2 separate regions of the Homo sapiens genome follow, and region 2 is linked to region 1. Evidence: read pairs that join two places in POLR2A ChIA-PET (ENCODE). Cell type or tissue: IMR-90. All regions are shown on one strand.

The links. Peaks named below come from ENCODE experiments on the same cell type or tissue, not always from the same donor. Only the 100,000 strongest peaks of a DNase experiment are listed, where the experiment ranks them.
Region 2: POLR2A ChIA-PET joins it to region 1 with 13 read pairs; 5 of 35 experiments call an interaction of 5 or more read pairs at or near these places.

Annotation. Positions count from the first base shown.
Region 1 is chr3:41,944,607-41,949,606 of GRCh38, reverse strand. All of the region lies in intron 2 of ULK4 (unc-51 like kinase 4), which reads left to right. Among named protein-coding and RNA genes, the nearest start is that of ULK4, 15 kb to the left of the region's middle. In IMR-90, no CTCF peak of the experiment used is centred here; no DNase peak of the experiment used is centred here.
Region 2 is chr3:42,042,602-42,047,601 of GRCh38, reverse strand. It overlaps a transcript of TRAK1 not described here. Among named protein-coding and RNA genes, the nearest start is that of TRAK1, 46 kb to the left of the region's middle. RefSeq lists enhancers at 3,951-4,245, 4,472-4,741. In IMR-90, no CTCF peak of the experiment used is centred here; a DNase peak (open chromatin) is centred at 2,381; H3K27ac peaks cover 643 bases.

The DNA.
Region 1 (5,000 bases):
ATAAAAATTAGCCAGGTGTGGTGGTGGGCATCTGTAATCCCAGCTACTTGGGAGGCTGAGGCAGGAGAATCGCATGAACCTGGAAGGCAGAGGTTGCAGTGAGCTGAGATCGTGTAATTGCGCTCCAGCCTGGGCAACAAGAGTGAAATGCTGTCTCAAAAAAAAAAAAAAAAATTCCGCTAATCTTTAAGTGTTGGACCTGGACTTTGTATTTTACTTTGCAAAATTTGTTTTTGTTTTGACAGTTTATTTTATGGAAACTTTACTTTTTGTGTGTGTGTGTGTGTGTGTCTGTGTGTGTGACAGAGTCTCAAAGTCTATCCAGGCAGGAGTTCAGTGGTGTGATCTTGGCACACTGCAACCTTTGCCTCCCAGGTTCAAACGATTCTCCTGCCTCAGCCTCCCGAGTAGCTGCGATTTCAGGTGCCTGCCACCACGCCTGGCTAATTTTTTTGTATTTTTAGTAGAGACGGGGTTTCACCATGTTGGCCAGGCTGGTCTCGAACTCCTGACCTCAGGTGATTTGCCCACCTTGGCCTCCAAAAGTGCTGGGATTACGGGCCTGAACCACCACGCCTGGCCTTAGGGTTTTCTACATATAAAATCAATCACATCATTTGCAAACAGAGTTAATTTTACTTTTTTCCTTTCCAATTTGGATGCCTTTTTTTTTCTTGTGTAATTGCTCTGGCTAGGACTTTTTATACCTTCTTGACTAGAAGTGGAGAAAGCAGACATTCTTGCCTACTTCTTAATGTTAGAGGAAAAGCTTTACTCTTTCACCATTGAGTATGTTGTTTGCTTTGGGTTTTTCATATATGACTTTTATTATGTTGAGATAGTTTCCTTCTATTCCTAGCTTTTGGAGTTTTTTTTTTTTTTTTAAAGGTTGTTGAATTTTGCCAAGTGCATTTTCTGTATTAATTGAGATGATCATGCGTTTTTTTCCCCTTCATAATGTGGTATATTACATTTTCGTATGTTCAACCATCTTTTGTTTTCCAGGAATAAACCCACTTGGTTATCGTGCATAATCCTTTTAATATACTGCTGAATTCAATTTGCTTGCATTTTGTTGACATATCTAGCTTTTACTAAGATAATAAGATATTTAGCATAGTGCCTGACACTTAATAAACACTCTTTCTTTTTTTTGAGACAGAGTCCAGACTCTTTCGTCCAGGCTGGAGTGCAGTGGTGCGATCTTGGCTCACTGCAACCTCTGCCTCCCCTGTTCAAGCGATTCTCCTGCCCCAGCCTCCTGAGTTGCTGGGATTACAGGTGCACATTACCATGCCCAGTGAATCTTTGTATTTTTAGTAGAGATGGGGTTTCACCATGTTGGCCAGGCTGCCCTCAAACTCCTGACCTCAAGTGATCCGCCCACCTCGACCTCCCGAAATGCCGGGATTACAGGTATGAGCCACTGCGCCTGGCTTAAATATTCTTTCATGATGTCTCTTACGTCACAGTCACTAATGGAACAAGAAATACATAGAGAACACATAGATGGAGAGGGAAATACCCAGAACTGGAAGAGAGTTGAGAAGAGGGATGTGGGGTCGGTCACGTGTGGGAAAGAAGGATGAGGGCAGGTTCAGCATGTGCAAGAGTTTTAATGGATATAGAAAGGCCACTGTTTTCTGTTTGCCTTATTCCTGATTTATAGAGCCTGGGGAAGCCTCTCTTTTTTCCAAGATTCATTCACTCACTTCAACACCAAAAGCGTATTGTTGAGTGTCTGCTGTGTTAGAGGGCGAAATGATCCTGTACTTTTGAGCTTATGATCTGGTAAGAAAGGTGAGATAGAGGAATCAAGGCATGTATAAACACTCCATTCAAATGGTTGTCCAAGTCCCTGCTTTTTAGGGGTCTTAGCTCTTGGAAACTCCTGTGTCCCATACCTTGCAGAAGCATTTCTACTCTTTTCCTTTGCAGAAGTTCATCATATGCTACCATTTATTGAGTATATCTAATATGTTCCAGCCAGTGTGCTGGGTGCATTCACTTCTCACAATTGCCTATGATGTCAGTATCATCCTGATCTATAGTTGGTTCAGATCTGTTGGATCATGGTACCAATGCCCCCTCTCCAGTTGAGGAGGCCAGCAGGGTAAGCCGAGAAAATAATTACATGTAAGGAAGAGTTTGACTTCATGGCCTTTTTTCTCCTCTTCTCCATATAGCATTTACCATCATGCTCCCCACTGGCTGTTCTCAGCTGTCGCGTTGACAGTCCTCCTCAGTACTTTCCCTTGCTTTTGACCTTTTCATAACCACACTTTCAGGTGTCATAATTTACCTGTCTCGCTCTGTCGCCCGGGCTGGAGTGCAGTGGCACAGTCTCGGCTCACCGCAAGCTCCGTCTCCTGGGTTCACGCCATTCTCCTGCCTGAGCCTCCCGAGTAGCTGGGACTATGCCCGGCTAATTTTTTGTATTTTTAGTAGAGACGGGGTTTCACCGTTTTAGCCAGGATGGTCTCGATCTCCCGACCTTGTGATCCTCCCGCCTCGGCCTCCCAAAGTGCTGGGATTACAGGCATGAGCCACTGCGCCCAGCCCTCTTGTTCCTTCATTTTAGGACACTGCTGGATAATGTAACAAATTCATTTTCCTTGAAGTATCATCCCCTTCTGTGATCATATTTTGATAGCATTTTGGAGTCCGTCAAAGGCTTAATTCAGGGGGGTGACTAATAGAGATTTTTCAAAGACCACAGTAGGGCCACTGTGGGAGAAATTTTCAGACAAGAAGCTTTGTGATACTTTTTAGGCTTATCAGGATCCAGAACAAATGCCACCCTCTCCTGTAAAACTTAACCCAATTAAATCTCTTGGCCCTTTGACCGCAACATGGAAACCTGATCACAACAGAGAAACTATCTCACCATGAGAATACAACTTGTGACACACACTACAAATGCTGGATATAAGGGTGGATAGCACAACCCCAGGGAAAATTTCACTACGTTGGTAAACTGATGCCTTTCCAAGTAGAACAAGTACTATTGGGAAATGTACTGGATTCCAAGAGAATAAGGAATATTTAGTGCAGGTGTTAGTGTGATTAGGGGATCTTTGGGGTCTTAAGGCACACCCGAGTAGTGTAGTGTGTAGTTCAATGACTTTTAACAAACGTATGCAGTCATGTAATATCCAAATCAAGAAACAGTCTGTCTATTCCTCCAGAAAGTGCCTCCTGCCCTCTCCAGATGTCATCTTCAACACTGCCCCCAGCACTGTTCTTACTTCTATCATTGTAGATTATTTTGCCTGTTCTTGAACCTCAAGTAAATGGGTTCCTATGGTATGTACTTTTTTGTGTCACACTTCTTTTCCTTAAGATGTTTTTGAGATTCACCTGTGTTATTGCAAGTATTGTAGTTATTCCTTTATTACTAAAATGCATTCCATTTTGAGTGAATCTTTTTATTGAAGTAAAATATACATACGGGAGAGTATACAAACCATAATTGTATGCTTAAATTTTCATAAAATAAATACACCCATGTAACCAGCACACAATCAAGAAATAACATGAGCAGTAGTTTAGATGCCCTTCCCGCCCCCTGCCCGTCTCTTTCTTCCCACTCAAGGGTAATCATGATCTTGACTTCTAACTCCACAGATTAATTTTGCTAGTTTTGACTTTCTATGAATGAAGAGTCTGAATACATATTTAAAGTACAGATGATCGTTTTTGGTCATGGATTGGGTATGAGGTGTGAAAGAGAAGTCAATGATTATCCTAGGGTTTTGGCCTACATGACTAAGAAGGATGGTGATAACACTGAGGGAAAAAAGACTAGGAAAAGAATGGATTCGGGCATTTTAATTTTGGGTGCCCACTGGAAGACACTGGGTCTTTGAGTCTGCAGTTTAGGCAGTTCATCAGGGTGGAGATGTAAATTTAAGGAAGACATCTGGAAATGGGCACAAAGTGCTTTCTGGAGGGATGGAAATGCTGTGTATCTTTATATGTCAAATTCATATGTCATCAGCATATAGACATTAGGCCAACGTGAGGGAAGATAGAAGAGGACTGAGGACCTTCATTGCAACATTTAGCAAGTGTAAGGAGAAGGAGGACCCAGCAAAGGAGAGTGAAAGGGAGCATCCAGTGAGAGAGGGGAGCTGGAGAGTGTGGGTAACTGTGAATTGGTTTGCTTATCACCCATTCTGGCATGTTCTCCTGTTCCTCAGGCTCTGGGGAGCTACAAACTGCAATTCCCAGACTCTTTGCAGCCAGAGTTCTAGGTGGGATTGTGATTAAATTAATTAGATGCACTAGAAGGACATTTGGATTCCAAACTGATGTAAGTGGTAAAGGCCCCAAGGCATCCATCCATTTGCCGGCACATCTTGAGGCAGAGGCAGTATGGTTTGGATGTGGTGGCTTCCTACTGGTGGCAGAGGCAGCACTTTGGTGCTGACAGCTGTGATAGCTGTGATGGCAGAGTCTTGATTCCTTAATGTTCTGATGGAGACAGGGGCCAGTGCTCCTCTGGCGGCTCAGTTTTATGGTGTGGTTTTGGGAATTCTTTCCAGAAATTGAGCCTAGATTCTGTTTCAGGAACTTCCCATAATCAATTCTGGAATTATGTAGGCCCCTTAGAAGTCCTTTTGTTAGCCAGAATATATTCTGTTCTCTGTAACTAAAAATATTGGCCAAATCATGGGATGTCATAGAGGTCAAATAACGTCAGTGGTATATGGTGATGAGAGAAACCACTTGTGTGAGATGCTGCTAATAAGGTGAGGACTGAGGATTTGGCAATGGAGAGGCCACTGATAACCTTGAAGAGAGTGGTTTCAGAAAGTGGTGGGGATGAAAGCTGGAACTGAAATATGTTTAAGGGGGAGTGAGCCGGGCTTACTGGCTCATTCCTGTAATCCTGGTGTTTTGGGAGGCTGAGGTGGGAGGATTGCTTGAGGCCAGGAGTTTGAAACCAGCCTGGGCAACATAGCAAGACCCTATCTCTACAAAAATAAATAAGTACA
Region 2 (5,000 bases), 98 kb before region 1:
AATTAATGCCAAACCTAGAAGTGTGGGACAGAAATTAGAAAAAGTAAATCTTAAGTCCACTTTTCTACTTTTCAGATCTGCTAAAGGATCAGCTTTTATGGCCAGATGTGGTGGCTTACGCCTGTAATCCCAACACTGGGAGGCTAAGGCAGGAATGTGGCTTAAAGTCAGGAGTTCAAGACCAGCCTGGGAAACAAAGCAAGACCCCATCTCTACAAAAAGTTAAAAAAAAAAAAAAATCACCCGGGCACAGTGGTGTGTACCTGTAGTCCCAGCTTCTTGGAAGGCTGAGGTGGGAGGATCACTTGAGCCCAGGAGTTCAAGGCTGCAGTGAGCTATGATCATGCCACTACAATCCAGCCTGGGCGACAGATTTAAAAAAAAAAAAAAAAAAAAAAAAAGATCAGTTTTTGTGAGAGTATTTATACTCCCCTTGTCTCCATTAAACATATGAAGACAATTCAGGTACACAATAACTATGCATTTTTAGAACAGCTTTTCCTTTTAAAAAGTACAAGCTAATACCTTGGCCATGTTTAACTTAAAGAATGAATTTAAATAGTAAGTATTAAAATGTTATCCTAAATTAGATAAATCTATGAGTATCTTCCATTCTAATCAGTTTCCATAACCCCTTAAAAACTAAATGAAATTGAGGCCATCCTAATTTAAAAAATAATAATTTCAGGGCACTCAGGAAATAAATACCAAAGCTCATGAAATCCAGAATCAATAACCAAAAAGCACGCACATATTGAAAAGGAAGAGAAAACTACTCAATTAGCACCATTAGTGCTTAGGGGTTTATGATGGGGAATTAGTCTTAGGGGGAAAAATTTACATTTCTTCCACCCAAAGCAAGTACTATAAATTCTAGCAGACACTGTGCCTTCTAGTCTACATCAGACTTGACAATGGTAAACATAGTGATTAATCTTCTCCCTTCAGAAGGGCTCCAAGCATTCTGTAGACATCCTCTTAATTCCATCTTCCCAGCAGTGGGGATACTAAAGTCAGAGGAACTCTAGGCACCAGCTCATTTATCCTCTGGCTTGTTAGATGAGCCAATAAATCCCTCCAGAAGGGAAGCCCAGGCAGCCAGGCGAGATGGCCAAAGGGCCATCGAAACCCTCATTCCTCTAACTCTACCCTGCCGTAGAGACGTGGCCCCTATTCCCAACCTTCCCAGGTTATGGCCTCCTAAGGGTCTCTTAGGAGTTCCTGAACGGTGTAAAAATTATGTGTGGTCTTTTTTTTTTTTTTAAATGTTCTCTACAGAAGATTTAAATCAACAAAAAGATATAAAATTGCAAAGGTTGCTCAGTCAAAACCATGATTATCAAGGAAGCAAAGCTTCTGGTTCCAAATTTGGTAATCTGCTACCCATGTTAAGTTTCCAGTTTTTATCTGGTTGCCCTTCAGTTTAGGGACCACTGGCCCAGAACACACATTACTGGCTTAGATACCGGCCTGACATAGGAAAGAGAGTGGTAGGGTGAAGAGAGTCATTCTCTGCAGGCTCAGAGATGTGTAGGCACAAGGACTCCCGCTATGTAATATACTGAATTGCTCAATTATCCAAAGTCCACATAAGCAAAAAGCTCAAATAAACAGATTTTTCAAACTGTCTGTATATGCTAATAGGCAATTATAGCAATGGCCCTGGAATATAGGCCTGATTCAGAACTCAGTAACTCTGAATAAAGCACATTATAAAGTGTTTCAATTTACTAAACACAGCAGCCTGATATCTAACCATCCCAGGTAAAAGAGTCTTGGCTAAGGGTGGTAGCCAGATGGCACTGCCTCAGAATCACAGAATAACTGCTGGTGGGGATAAGAGCTGGACTCCCCAGTCTGGGTCCTGGATCCCAACCACAGGTGTAAATTCAAGTCCAGCAAATGCCCCCTACTCCCATCTCTCCAAAGTCTGTACAAGGTGTACTCAGCAGCCAGAGCTTACGCATTAGCATTAGGCAAAGGGTGTTTTCCCACCACCTAGGATCGGATCCATGCTGACCCACCACCTCACAGAGAACAATGGGTTTATGTTTTTTGGGGTTTTTTGAGGCTGAGTCTTGCTCTGTCGCCCAAGCTAGAGTGTAGTGGCATGATCTGGGCTCACTGCAACCTCTGCCTCCTGGGTTCAAGAGATTCTCCTGCCTCAGCCTCCCTAGTAGCTGGGATTACAGGCACGCGCCACTATGCCTGGCTAATTTTTGTACTTTTAGTAGAGATGGGGTTTCGTCATGTTGGCCAGGCTGGTCTCAAACTCCTGACCTCAGGTGATCTGCCCACCTCAGCCTCCCAAAGTGCTGGGATTATAGGCGTGAGTCACCATGCCCGGCCTGGGTTTATGGTTTAAATGAGTAATAATGTGATTCCTCCTTCAAAATTTTTACCCTCAAATAGTTCCCACAGTAGGTTTCCTTTAACAGAAGCATGAGTCCAGCTTCTAAATACAGTTAAAACAAACAAACAAAAAATACATGTTTGTAGAGAAGTAATGCACTATGAAATGCATCCTCAGGAGCATACATTTATGGTAACAATAGATTTCTCCTTTGAAAAATTTTAATCACCACATTTCAAAATTGCCACATCCAATTTCCTGATTAGGAAAAAAAACAAATCTTTAAAAAAACACACAAGCATCAGCTGGCAAAGTTTTTATTTTCTTAAGCACATTGGTTTTGTAGCTCTAGCTTCCAAAACTAAGGTAACATAAAAATCCAGAGAAATCGTGTAATTGAAGTAAAAAAAAACAGAGCACAGGAAAGAAAACAGAGAAAATTGGCAGCAGACTCGTGGCTGTTTCAGTGGTTGATCTTTGCCATGAAATCTTCTTAATAACAAATAGAGCATTTATTAATAAGCATTTAACCTGTAGCACCTCCCCTTCTCCCCATGCAGATGGAGGAGGCTCCCACATCGGCTCTACCAGGGAGCTCAAGAAACAGCCACACACAGCTGGCAAGTGGCACAGACAGCCTTGAACTTGAGCCTTCTGGCTCCAGAGCCCAACCTCTGCAAATCCAATTTGTTGACTCTACTTTCTAGGAAAGTTGCCCTCTTAAACAGAGAAAAGTCCTTCCATTTAACACAACCAATATTCAAATGGCCTTCAAGAAAATACAATGGGCTAGGCACAATGGCTCACTTCTGTATTCCCAGCACTTTGGGAGACCGAGGCAAGTGGATCTCTTGAGCTCAGGAGTTCGAGACCAGCCCGGGTAGCACGGTGAAACCCTGTCTCTACCAAGAATACAAAAAATTAGCCAAGTGTGGTGGTGTGCACCTGTGGTTCCAGCTACTAGGGAGGTTGAGGTGGGAGGATTGCCTGAGCCTGACAGGCAGAGGTTGCAGTGAGCTGTGATTGTGCCACTGCACTCCAGCCTGGGCGACAGAGCAAGACCCTGTTTCAAAAAATAAATAAATAAAATGAAAAGCAGATGGGGATGAAAAGGACAGACTGGACACTGAGGCAGAACTGAAAAATTGATTTAAAATTCCAAAATCAGTTTTAAGATCCAAAATCAAACAATCCAGTGCCTTGGGCCACCTGAAAGCTGGGCTTCTGCCCAGGCCCAGGGCCCACCAGCAGATGACAAACACATGAGTTCCCATTTTCAAAATAGTAAACTTGACCACAGAAATAATTTTGTTTTATTTATAATAAATTTTAAAGTAATTTTAAAAAAAAAGGTGGCTTCCTGCCAACTGAAAGGTATAGAAGGCCGTCTGTCAAGTAATCAAGTGCTCTTAAGAGACCAAAGCATGGTCCTCTTTCAAACCTGTGCCCCCTCTGGGGAGTTGGGGTGGCGGGGGGGTGGGGTGGGTCCTGTCATCCTAACAGGCCACTGGGAGAACCGGAAATACCAAGAAACAAAGCCAGGGACTGGCTCAGAAATGGCCAAACGCTGCAGACACAGCCTGCCTGAGACCATGAAAACCAGGATCCCCTTTACTCCCCCCGCCCCCCCCCCAGCTCCATGGAGAAAACAAGACACAGGGTCTGGAGCTGGAAAAACACACTGGCGAAAAGCCAAAGACAACATCCATCAGAAGCTGGAGAGGTCTGCTCACAGGGCTGGGGGTAGGGGTGGAGGGGATGAGGTCAGAGCAGGGACAAAGGATTCCCAAGACAAAAGGAGAGAGGGAGGGCAGGGGTCAGGAGGAGGGGACTAGGAGGAGAAAAGGCAAAGAGACAAGGAGGAGGGAAAGAAGAGGGTGAGGGAAGCAGCAAGAGGGAGTGTGAGTCGGGGAGGGGATAGGAAAGAGAGGAATGCTGGACAAAAAGGAGGAGACGGGTAAGAGGACAAGGGAAGAAAGAACGGGAACGGGCAATGTGAGAGGGAGGAGAAGGAGGGCAAGAGGGGACAGTGACAAGCAGAGACAGACCCATGAGACAGCTGAGTGCCTTGAAATGGTTGCTAAGCTGCTGCCCATAAGCCCACAATAACAAAGCTTAAGCTTGGAGATGTCTGCAGATATACTAATCCTTACCCTTAAAGGGAGAGGAAAGATCAGCAAGAACTCTAAAGTCAGAGTCCCCAGGATCAAACTCCACAGAAGGATCCTTCCCAAAGTATTCTCTACAAAGGAGGCCAACGTCCTTTGGTAATAAGAATCTGAGATCATTCTTTTTTAAAGACGAGATGAGGAGATAAGTATAATTAGCCACACGTCCAGACCATGACAGGTCATGGTCTACTTAAATATTAGAGAATGTAATCAGAGCAGTGAGTACAACAGATGACCCGCCCCAGAGAGAGGAAGAGCTAGTGCACCCTCTACATTAAGAACTGTATTCCATCCTGGAGCATACACTGTGAAGCAATCGTTTTCATGGGTTCACTGAAAAACAATTTGCAAGCAGAAGAAATTTCTACTCAGAAGTCTCTATGTCATTGAAAAAAATAAAAGTTCCAGGCTGGGCGCGGTGGCTCACACCTGTAATCCCAGCACTTTGGGAGGCCAAGGCGGGCAGATCACTTGAG